Regions from separate parts of the Homo sapiens genome. Here region 2 is linked to region 1. The links are chromatin contacts, found by Hi-C or POLR2A ChIA-PET in ENCODE. All regions are on one chromosome and are shown on one strand. The core of a region is the stretch at or near the end of the contact, and the rest is flanking DNA. Distances in the headings are between cores, read along the strand shown.

Evidence for each region. A loop is a pair of places that touch in the nucleus more often than their neighbours do. ChIA-PET counts read pairs that join two places held with the same protein, here RNA polymerase II (POLR2A). Pooled maps may share reads with other maps.
Region 2: a loop to region 1 is called in a pooled map, with 5 times the contacts of the local background. The contact joins two enhancer-like sites. A Hi-C loop is called at or near these places in 2 of 168 maps with a recorded cell type or tissue (Caco-2 and dorsolateral prefrontal cortex) and 5 of 50 pooled maps. POLR2A ChIA-PET finds 5 or more read pairs at or near these places in 2 of 52 experiments (CD4-positive, alpha-beta T cell and activated CD4-positive, alpha-beta T cell).

What each region holds. Positions count from the first base shown.
Region 1 is chr7:12,062,277-12,068,211 of GRCh38, reverse strand. All of the region lies in intron 1 of LOC124901589 (a long non-coding RNA gene), which reads left to right. Among named protein-coding and RNA genes, the nearest start is that of TMEM106B, 150 kb to the left of the region's middle. RefSeq lists an enhancer at 1,055-2,254. Within about 2 kb of position 2,096, at least 4 of the 41 ENCODE cell types and tissues checked have a DNase peak (open chromatin) inside an H3K27ac peak, as active enhancers do.
Region 2 is chr7:12,106,750-12,112,772 of GRCh38, reverse strand. No RefSeq gene overlaps it. Among named protein-coding and RNA genes, the nearest start is that of TMEM106B, 100 kb to the left of the region's middle. Within about 2 kb of position 1,277, at least 7 of the 41 ENCODE cell types and tissues checked have a DNase peak (open chromatin) inside an H3K27ac peak, as active enhancers do.

The DNA of each region.
Region 1 (5,935 bases), core at 847-3,346:
GAGAGGGCTTGGGGTCACTGAGCAGGGGAAGATGGTCTAGGGGATCCCATATGCTGGAGTCTTTGCGCATGGGAACTAACTTATGTAATTTTTCCTTTTGTGATGTTACATTGGGTTCTTCCCTAGTTGTCTTTAAGGGGAAAAGGACAGGTCTCTGCCTCCAACAAAGAGCATAGTCTAGTTCCTCTTGAGAAACGAGGCTTTTATCATTTACATATTGAATGAAAAGCTGACACATTACATCTTCATTCGACCCAAACTTTGGTCAGAAGATTTGAGGGTTTGAAGATGGGTCTCTGAGTCCAAATAAAACAGCAATATTTTATCATTTGTTGCTTTTTCTTATGTTTAGTCCTCTCATTATTTTTCCAGTATTTTAACATGAGACCTAGGGGACTATGAGGGGGAATCATCTTTGTTGGTATTTTTATCCTTTTTACTCCCTGTCTTGCTTAGGGTATTTCCCATGTTGGGTCCTAGTTAGGCTTAATCCCTCATACTAGAGATTTCTTGCCTATCTTTTAGCCCCACCTGCTGGAGGATCCTTGCACCCTTCTTTTGCTTCATCCACTCTGGCCGCTTCCCTTTTGGGTGTCTAGGCCCCTCTTGGTATTGGCATGCCAGTTTGAACCCCATGGCAGGATCTGTCCTAAGCCGTATGAGGTGACCATGGAACCGCAGATAGGACCCACTCACTCCACACAGCGGTAGTGCGTAGTACCATTCACACAAGCAGCACTGCAAGCAGTAGTGTTTGTGATCATTTAAACACACTTTTAACCTCCAGAATATCTTGACCAGCAAGGAAATACTTCGTCACCCCTGCGACATTGCTTAACTTGGTCTGTGTACAGAGTTACCTGATTGCTGCGGTATGTGAGAATCCTTTCCCCAAGCTATCATCCTGTTTCCTTCTGGGTTGTTGAGAGCCCGAGTTTATTTGTCGCACTGGGTGGTTCCCCATCTCTCACCCTGAGGCCACCACAATGAGGCAATGGGACGCGTCTCCCCACGAGAAGTGAATGGAGACCCATTCCCTGGAGGAGAATGGGAATCCCGGGCAGGCGCCCAAAATTGTTGGAAGTAAATGCTCGGTGCCACAAAGTGAAAATAGCATTCAGACAAAAGTTTTCTCAACAAAACAATTTACTTCTATAGAAGGGTGAGTCTCATGGATAGAGCAATGGAGAGAGCACACCAGACAAGGGAGGGGAAGAGAGTCTTATCCTTAATGCAGTTAGTCCCTACTGCTGTGTCTTTCCTCTATTGACTAGGGTTAGACCGCACAGTCTAAGGTAATTCGGGTTGGCTATTTTAAAGAGAGCAGTGGTACAAGCTGAAATGGCAGGGTGAGTAGTTTTGGTGGGAGGGATGGTTACAAAACAGGTGACTAAGTATGACTAAGGACAGAGCAGGTGACTAAGGACAGAACAGGTGACTATAAGGATGACTAAAGACAGAGCAGATGACTAAGGACAGAGCAGGTGACTAAGGACAGAGAGGGTGATAGAGGTTAGGAGGGGGTTGTTTACTGAAACTAGGGACAAAGAGACGTAAAGAACAAGGAAGTTAAACTTTAAGATGAGGAACAAAGAACAGGGAAGCTGAACATAGTGACATATTGGTTCTTTAAAGAGAAATCTACTGTATCCTACAAGGCCTTAGTGCAGACCAAGTTGCATTACTTCTGTGGTATGGCAAACAGTCCTAAAATAAGCAGATATAAAACAAACAAAATCATACAGCATGTTTTCTATTAGGAATACAAAGGGAAAGCAAACGTAACATGTCTAGTCCTTAGTAAAACCTGGGTGACAAAAGAGAAGAGTGAAAAAGGGCAGCACATCATTGTGGTATATGTTTCTTATATATGTTTCTTAACGTCCTTTCGTTCTTTACGTCTCTTGTCCCTAGTTTCAATAAACAGCCCCCTCCTAATCTCTATCACCTGCTCTGTCCTTAGTCACCTCCTCTGTCTTTACTCATCCTTATAGTCACCTGTTCCATGCTTAGTCACCTGTTCTGTCCTTAGTCATCCTTAGTCACCTGTTTTGTAACCATCCTTCCCACCGAAACTACTCACCTCACCATTCCAGGTCATACCCCTGCTCTCTTTAAAGCAGCCAATTGGAATTACCTTAGACTGTGTGGTCTAACCCTAGTCAATAGGGGAAAGACACAGCAGTAGGGACTAGCTGCATTAAGGATAAGACGCTCTTCCCATCCCTTGTCTGGTGTGCTCTCTCCATTGCTCTATCCATGAGACTCACCCTTCTATAGAAGTAAATTGTCTTGTTGAGAAAACTTTTGTCTGAATGCTATTTTTACTTTGTGGCACTGAACATTTACTTCCAACAATTTTGGGGGCCTGCCTGGGATTCCCATTCTCCTCCAGGGAACAGGTCTCCATTCACTTCAAGTGGGGAAGAGCTTCACATACACCTTTATTTTTTATTTTCATTAATGTCACTAATTCACATTATAAAATGATGGTAAAACATTTACATAAGTGCTGGACTGCAGTTCAATGTGTTTTTAAGTGCAGAAACAAAGTTACCGTCTAAACTAAATTTTGTTCCATTTGACGTAAAAAGAGAAATATCTACTTAAAGCAATCTTTCGTTTTATAGGTGAATGAAATGCTAATCACAAATAATTCTCATATAATCAGTAAAGAAATCACTTATAAAGTCCTATAAGCTGACATTTTGTCCAGCTCAAGCTCCTGTTTGTACTTAAAATATTAAAATTATAAGTCTTGAAACTAATTCTAACTGGAGGATCCTGCTTGTTTGCAGTCTCTGCAAAACAGTTTCAATATAGTATATTTCAACTTCCTTTCAAGACGGAGACTATATTTCTGTTGTTGAAGCAATTAGGTGCATATTTTACCTACAACAATCAATAAGTAGACAGTCTGTTTCTTATACTCTTCTTCCACCACAGCTAGGTGTTAGACAAACACAAGTCATTCAGGCATTTTTAAAAGACCCTTCTTTCTGTTGCTATGTCCTCTAATTTCTGATTTCTGCCTGGGGGAGCTTACAGCAAGTATAACTCTCTTTTGTGGTGGCTAGGGAAGCTAAAAAAAAAAAGTTTTGCAAAACATAAAATAAAACACCCTTTTTATAAAAGCAAGGTGAAAAGTTCAAACATCCAGCTTCATTGGCAAATTGTGATTTGGCTCCATGAAAGTAAGTTTACTCCCTGATTCAGTGAGAAGATACATACTGATCCTTAGTAACTGCTTTGCCTGTGGCATGTGTGATAATCACATTATGTAGACCATTAATCTGCTTCCGGGTCTATTTGATGTCAATGACTCAGTTATATTTATGGATGGGGCAGATCTCAGTTTTACCTTTTAAAGTTACTTAAAGAGAATAAGCATAACAATATGTATTAGTTTTCTATTGTTGCCATAACAAACTAGCACAATGTTAGTGGCTTAAAACAACACTAAATTATGTTACTCTTCTGGCAGTCCTACATAGTCTCACTAGTCTCAAATCAAGGTATCAGCAGGGTTGCATTCCTTTCTGGAGGCTTTTAGGAGGATTGGTTTCATTGACTTTCCAATTTCTAGAGGCTACCCACATTTCCTGACTATGACCCCCTTTCTGCATCTTTAAAACGAGCAAAATTCATCCTCTGACAATCTTTTGTTATATATCTCTCTGATTGCAGCTGGGAAAAAGTTTCCATTTTTAAGAACTCGTATATTTAGACTGGGCCCATGTGAGTAATCCAGGATAATCTCCCCATTTAAAGATCCTTTACCTATGGCCAGCTGTGGTGGCTCTGCCTGTAATCCCCGCACTTTGGGAGGTCGAGGCGGGAGGCTTGCTTGAGGCCAGGAGTTTGACACCAGCCTGGGCAACATAGTGAGACCTCATCTCTACAACAAATAAAAAAAATTATCCAGTATCTGGGCATAGTGGCATATACCTCCAGTCCAAGCTACTTGAGCACTGAGATGGGAGAATCACTTGAGCCCAGGAGGTCGAGGCTACAGTGAGCGAAGATCATACCACTGCAGTCTAGCCTGGGTGACAGAGTGAGATCTTATATCAAAAAAAAAAAAAAAATTTCTTCACCTGAATAACATCAACCAAGTCCCTTTGGCCATGAGAGGTAACATATTAGGATATGAACAACTTTTCTTGAGGGGAGGAAGGGGTGGCATAATTCTGTCTACTATAGAATAGTTTAGGACAGCAATATCCAGAGCAAATTAAATGTGCAAATTTATTTTTGGTAGAATTTTTTTCTCCAATTAAATGAGTTTCTTTCAGCTCTTTCCCTGAAAGGTATTTTGATTTTCATTATATTTCATTCTTTTGATTATTTTCACTTAATAGATGTGAAAATTGAAGTTCATAAAATTATCAAAAGTCATGCTTCAAGATGTAGGAGGAGCCAAAGGCTGCATCAGGTGTTGGGTTCGAAGAGTCTTTCCTCCAGTGACCCATTGTTCTCCAAATTATTCACAAGAGAACAGACAAAAAAGTGATGTCCTAGAAAATCATAGGCCAGTCTCTCAACCAGAAAACTTCTGGGAATGCTATTTTTAAAGTCCTTAACAGATTTTTCTTACTGAAAGTCATAACAAATGTTTCCTCTAGAAAAAAATGTTTCTATTGAAGTATATTTGACAATTGAAAATTGTATATATTTAAGAAGTACAATTTGATGATTTGATATACATATTCATTGTGACATAAGTGCAACAGCCAAGATAATTAACATAGCCATTTCTTGAGTTATCATTTTTGTTTCTTTTTGTTGTGAGAACACTTAAGAGCTAACCTCTTAGCAAATTTCAATTATACAGTAAGTTGTTTATTATAGTCACATTGGTATACATTAAATCTCCATAACTTATTCTTGTTACACTGAAACTTTATACTCCTTAACAGGATCTTGCTGTTTCCCCATCTATCCAGTTCCTAGCAAACACTCTTCTTTCTGCTTCTATGAGTTTGATTCTTTTAGATCCCACATAGGAGATCATGAAGCATTTGTTTTTCTGTGACTGGATTATTTATACATGGTTTATCCACGTTGTTACAAATAACTGGTTTTTATATTTTTTTGCAATGTGGAATAATATTCAGAAAAAAATATTCATAAAAGCTGTGCAACATTCCATTATGTATTTATACTACATTTTCTTTATTCAGTCACCTGTTGATGGACACAGGTTGTTTGCACATATTGGCTATGGTGAATAGAGCTGCAATGAATATGGGGGTGCAGATCTCTTGAAAATCTTGATTTAGTTTTGTTTTTATATAGTCCTAGAAGTGAGACTTCTGGGTCATAGGGTAGTTCTATTTTTAATTTTTTTAGAAACCCACATACTGTTTTCCATCATGTTTGTACATTCCCAGCAACATTACCCAAGGGTTCCCTTTCTTCCAGATCTCTCTGATTATAGCCACTCTAACAGATGTGAGGTGATATCTCATTGACATTTTGATTGGTTATCCCTGATAATTAGTGATACCTTCTCATATACTTGTAGGTACCTGCCATTTGTATGCTTCTTTTGAGAAATCTCTATTTAGGTCTCTTGCCCATTTTTTGGCCGGGTTGTTTTTTAGCTATTGATTTGTATGAGTTTGGTTTCGTTTTGTTTACTTCCCCCTCCCAGGTTTATTGAAGTGTACTTGACAAGTATAAATCATATATTTTTACAGTGTACAAAATGATATTTTGATGCTCATATACATTCGAAATGGTTGCCACAATCAAGTTAGTTAACATTTCCATCATCTCATAGTTAACTTTTTTTGTGTATTTGGTTAGAACAGCTCAGTTCTACTCTCTGAGCAAATTTCAAGTATAAAATACATTTTTATTAACTATAGTTATCATGCTGTACAATAAATCTTCAGATCTTATTCCTCCTGTGTAACTGAAACTATGCCTT
Region 2 (6,023 bases), core at 28-2,527, 45 kb before region 1:
CTAAGGCTAAACATGCTACATTGCACAAGACAGCCCCACAACAAAGAATTATTCCAGTTGAAATATCAAGAGTCGGAGATTAAGAACCTGCCTTTGATTCAATGGGTGATAAATTCCATAACTTGAAAGGAGCCTCTACATTAGGCCTTAGGGATGGAAAAGGAAAAATTTCATAAAAGCGAGTTGCAATAGTGTAAATGAAAGCCACAATTTCAGCTGGTAGCCTTGAGTGCTGTGGTGTTCACATTAGCTCCACCTTTGACACTTTTTAAATTTAGAGAAATGATCCTAGTAGACTTACAGTAAATTATATCTAAAGCCGTTCTATCAATGGATTTGGGGGATTGCGTTGGTGAGAGCTTTGACCTTTGTAGATCACTGAAATGGCCAAAAAGAAAAAAAAAAATACAGAGGAAAATAGAATAAGAACAAAATCCAGAAAGGTGAGCATTGAGTAGGCAATGGTAATACAACTGTATATCTTGTTCTCCGTAGCTCTTTGGGAGGGGAAGGAAGCAGGTATGACAGGGCTTGGGAAGGATGTGGAGCCTACTGACTCAGAATCAAATCCCAGCCGGAGGGTATCTGCCAGTCTCAACCCACAGCCTCAGATCTTATAGCTGACCCTGGTCCTAGAACCTGCTAGGGCTCTGGGACACAGGGTATGGATTCCGAGGGTGGCTACTGCCCTCTGTGGGACCCTCGCAATGGGACATGGGGCTCTGTGCTCTGGCGAGCGTGCAGTACAGAACAGGAGTGCGGACATGCAGGGGACCGCTGTGCGCAGAGCTGAGGCTGGGGCACTGAGGGTTCTCCCTCTTGGGCAGGGAAGGACAGGGCGCACGCGCCACCAGAGGCGCACAGGACCGGCGACGGCTGCACTGGGGCTGGAACTGGCGGCAGGGCATTGTCAGGGCGGGACCCGGCGATCGCAGGGTGGGCGGCTTGCAGGGATCAGAAGCAGGAGGCAGGAGGTCCGGGCACCCGGCTCTGGGCATCAGGCCGCTCTTTATCCTGAATCCCCGCCTCCCTCTGCCCTGACGCCCTGCGCGCACTCCATCTCAGGCCGCGAAGTGGGCCATGTGAGCAGTCTCCCTCCTCCTTTCCCCGCGGGCGACACGAGGAGCCCAGGGCGCAGCGGGCTCGAATCACATAGTGCCCGCCCCGGATTTCGTGCGCAGAGAGAACCCCAGGCCCCACAGGCCCTCCCACGCTCTGCCCAGATCCCTGGGCAAGAGTCCACCGTCAGCATCGTCGCTTGTAAGTCTTGTCTGCTTAGTTAGACAGAACTTCCAAGAACTGGAAGTTCTAAAATCCTTTCCCGCACTCTTGGTGGGGGTTGCAGTAAGTTGTGGAGAGAGCAGGGAGATTTGACCCGGATGAATACAGTAAATCTTTAAAATAAGCATATTGACGATATAGTTTCATCTTTCCAAACTGCTATTAAATACGACCTGAAGTGAAAAATGACGTCCATGTTGAGTGCAAAATTTAGAGGGCTGTCATTAGACAAGCAGACCTAGTGAATGGGATCATTCTATTCAGCTGGAACTAGGCTTCTTAACAAGAGTAGCAGAAGTCCTTTCAAAGACTTAAAAATAAGTTCCCATCATCTATTTCTTGCATACATCTAGTGATAACATTGATTTTATATGAAAAGAAATTTAAGGTTAGTGCCAATTTTGTTAAAACTCTGACCCTGTGTATATTTTACAAACTTTTTTTTTTTGGAACAGTTTTGCAAATGTGACCATATAGAAGGAGATAATTTGGGAGTAGGGGGATGAAGAAACTTTTCTAGAATATAAAACAAATTTAATAAGAAACCTGTTACCTAAGCTACTTTCATACAGTTTCAGCATGCTGGAGTAGGAATATGAAGTTTTTGTTGTTGTTGTTGGGTCTCTGCTTAGTAATTGTGTGATCCTAAACAAATCACTTAACCGTCTGAGGCTGTTTTCCTCAACCTTAATTTTGTAAGAGACAGTCAGTGCTTTGATTAGTGAGAATATGATACACTGTTATTTTTCAAACTGTTCATTGGTAATTTGCTTGTCCACCCGACAGCCTTAGGTAGATAAGAGGAGATGGGTTGGGTAAGGAAAGACGTGTCTTTCCCAGGTAATTCTGATCATGACCTTTTCCTCATTCCCTTCCCTTTAGGAATTTTTTGAATTCTCTAGTGGACAGAGGCTGGTTAATATGTAACTTTATAAACTACCATATTTGATTTTTATGCCAAAGGTTTTCCTTTAGTCATTTTTTTTTTCTGAAGCAGAAAAGTAGTGACATATAGATTTAAAATAGGATGGCGTGGTGAATGCTTTACCTTTGAGCTGCATTTAGTATGTCGTTTAGTTGAAATATTTTATTTGTAAAAATGAGTTTGGCACACCACACATGTTAAATTTTCAGGAGCGGGCTCAGAATATTTAAGAATGAGTGATTTCACAGTCTATTGGGATATGAGGAAATATCTTTATAAGCTAATTAAGATTTTAATTCTTAATTTGATTCATTTGTCTCACATTGCCTGGGTGAGTTCAACCATTTAAATTGGGCAAACTCAGCTAAGCCCCTTCTCAGCCTGCAGGCATGCCCAGTCTTTGTCAGGAACTGCAGTATACCAAGGACCAAATCTGGTTTTACTGGAATTTACCTTGACAGTAGTATCCGTAATGACTCTTTACCATTTTTTGAGTACTTAAAATATTTATTATTTGGTAGGTCATGGTTAGAAATTATCTCACATTTTATTTATATAGATTGCTATAATACATACATGTAAATATATGTGAAAGTGACTAAAATAGTAAATTTGCTGTTTAATTATATCATAAACATACATATATCCATAGGATTTCAAAGAAAAAAGCATTACTGATTTTTTGTTTTGTATTAATAATTTGATATAGAATTTAAGTCAGTTCTCAGCCTTCAGTGGGGTCCTACTTGGGATTGCTTAGGTCGGGTGGATAGTCTGTGCAGGCTTGATTCTATAACGTGTTCCTCAGCTATTTTGAAGGTTACAGTTGGAAAATTCTTCCTTTTTTCTGAATCTCTAAGATATCATAACAGGATGTTAAAAATGGGAGATTCTTGTCAGGGATGCAAGAAAACAATTTATGCTCAACAAATTCCACACTCAGATCTACGCCACCCATACAGGACTTAGAAAGGAGATGGTGAAACCTAGCTTTCAACTCTTGGCTTATCCGTTATCAGGAGGATATATTAGTGGTAGCTACAGGTTAATGGGGACGTTGAGAAGATCTGCAGAGATGGTTTGTTTGGACAAATTATGAAGGTCTCCACTCTTTCCTCATAGAAGAGGGAAAGGGGCTGCTTTATGAAGGAAGTGTTTCTAACTTTCTCAAATCCAGTCGGAGAAGTTTCAAAGTATCAATTTATAGGGCCTAATAACATTCCTTGGAGTTTTGGAGATGAATGCTTACGTGTACCTGAAAACATGCCCTTGGCTGATCACAGCTAGAAACCTGCATTGTGAGTGAGCTATAATGACATATATGGTGGGGGAAGGATGTATAAGTTTTGACAGTTGATGCTTGGAAAGGAGTTGGCCTAGCACTGCTCCAGGCTTCTCAGCATAAGATCGATCCAGGATGGGAAAAGATAAAGTTTTATTTTTGTATGAAGTTTGAAGTTTGGATTATTACATTAAATGTATACTTTAAGAAATGAGACCATTTTTTGACTAAAAAGAACCAGAAAGCTACTTCCTGAGGTTTTCTCCAGGAACAGGAAAAGAACCTGCCCACAGAAGAGGGTTGAAAGACTAGGAAGAGATTCCTTATGCACACAAAGCAGTCTAACTTCTTTCATGACATGGTTATGCCATAATAGTTCTTTTGCCTCTGGCTCAGCTATAAAACCTTTGTCAATGTCCTTAATCTTTCCAAAGTTTTAATTTCTATATCAGTAAATGAGCACAATATTAGAACCTATTTCATATATTATTTGTGATAATTAGACTATAATTAGCACAGTGTCTGACATAATGTAAGCAAATATAGCTGTTATTAATATGATTGATTCTTACACAAATGTCATAGCTCCTAGTTCAGTATTGGGCTCACTTAGATACTAGTGGAAGTCTGTTTCATTGAATTATTAGGATGAGTTGGTTGATGCAATAAAAACTAACAAATTTTTTTTATTTGGGCTAGAAGAAAGTGGTGACCAAAAACATTAACTTGTCTGACTCCTTGATTCTGTGTATTGCTTTCAAATGTGAGGAAAAAAAAGCTACAGTTTCCCTGACTAGTCTTTTCCCCAACTCCTTCAGTACTAAACACAATAAAAATAGCATCTTAGGGATACAACTAAAAATGTAGTTATTAAAATCTGGTTACAAATTGGAACTCTATTGGCCATTTTTATAAAACAGTTTTAGAAAAGAAAAAACTTCTGATGATGAACTTTTGATGAACTTCTTATGAAGTTCAAAATAGAGTCCAATTGTTGAAAAAAAGGCAAAGCTAGTACTTCTAGATCAGATGTTATCAAAGTCCAAGTCCTAATGCCATTGAATTGTTTTTGAATTACTCAAACATCAAAGGCTCGTGTGGCTGTGGATAAATGTAAACATTTGAAATCTCAGAAGCACTACTTTGGATTTAAACACTAAGAAGGTTCACGCACACGTTGTGACCATCTAAGAAGTAATACCACTGTTCCTTTCTTTGACTTTCCTAATGAGGAAAACAAACTGATGTGTTACAAAATGAAAGACAAATACTAAATTCCAGAGGAGGGATGTGTGTTTAGGAAGGCACTAAAAATGTCAAAATGGGTTTTTATAGTCCCATAAATACAAAGGCTTGGCTCTGGACTTTTTGTTAACTTTTAGTAAAATTACACAAGCAAGTCTTTGCATACCAGGAGAATTTCTTCAGTTCATAAAACACCCAGAGAAGAAAGCATCAAGCTCACCAAAAACTAGCTCACCATGACTTGCTCAACAACACAAATTAAGCTTTAATATATATAAAAAAGTGGGATATCCATGGTTTATTTTTCTGCTATGAGGGGAAATAAACTTAGCACTTTCATCTTGTCTGCAGTCTCTTGTTTTCTAAACATGGTATCAAGGTCATTTATTTCTTTGTACATATGTAATCGCTAGGATCTGACAAAATAACTTTGTGCAACTCCCGTTCATCTTATTTCCACATCTTGTAAGTTCTTAAACTGCAGAGATAAAACATTTCCAAATGTGGGAGTCACAGTATCAGTACAAATTCATCCAAACTTAGAAGTCTTTTCATATTTTTAAGTTTCCTTGTTGGGATATATATCTTTTGATAGTGTAAGCTGTATCCTTGTAAGAAAATTAACTAAATTTTCAAGGCAGTAAATAATATTGTTTTAGTGAAAATGATGGTATAAATAGTGGTATCTTTTTAAAAACTTATTTCTTTTCTGCACCCTTCTTGTCTTCTGAAAAAGTATTCTAAGCAAGCTTGAAATATAATTCTGAGTTGGAAGTATTCTCATAAGTTACTTAGTCCTACACCTTCATTTAATAGCTGAGTTTTAGAGAGGTCAACATTCCAGATCAACTAGTAAGGCCAAGGCTAGAAGCTAAAACCTTAAGTGTATGTCTTTTTCATTCTTTATAATAAAAAGCAGCTCAGGATAGTTAATCTGTGAAGATGTCTTGTTTCACCTTGTTTTGCTTTTTATTATTTAAAAAAATTGGTTTCAGCCAAATTTACATAAGTGGTTTTGTAGAATAGCTTAATAATTTGATATATTATTTTTAAGAGATTAGAAAATAATATTATTTAAAACTCAGTTGTATGAATTATCTTAGTTCATTTCAAGATATGAAACTCTAGTTTAAAATTATGAGAGAGCATTTAGAAATTATCTGAAAAAAAGCCATAGGATTTGTTAATAGGCTATCTCTTCTTTGGTAAAATCTGGCAATTTTTCCCCACATTTTTTAGACTCTAACTTTAGTGATAGAAAAAAACAAATGTTTAAGGAATTTGAAACAG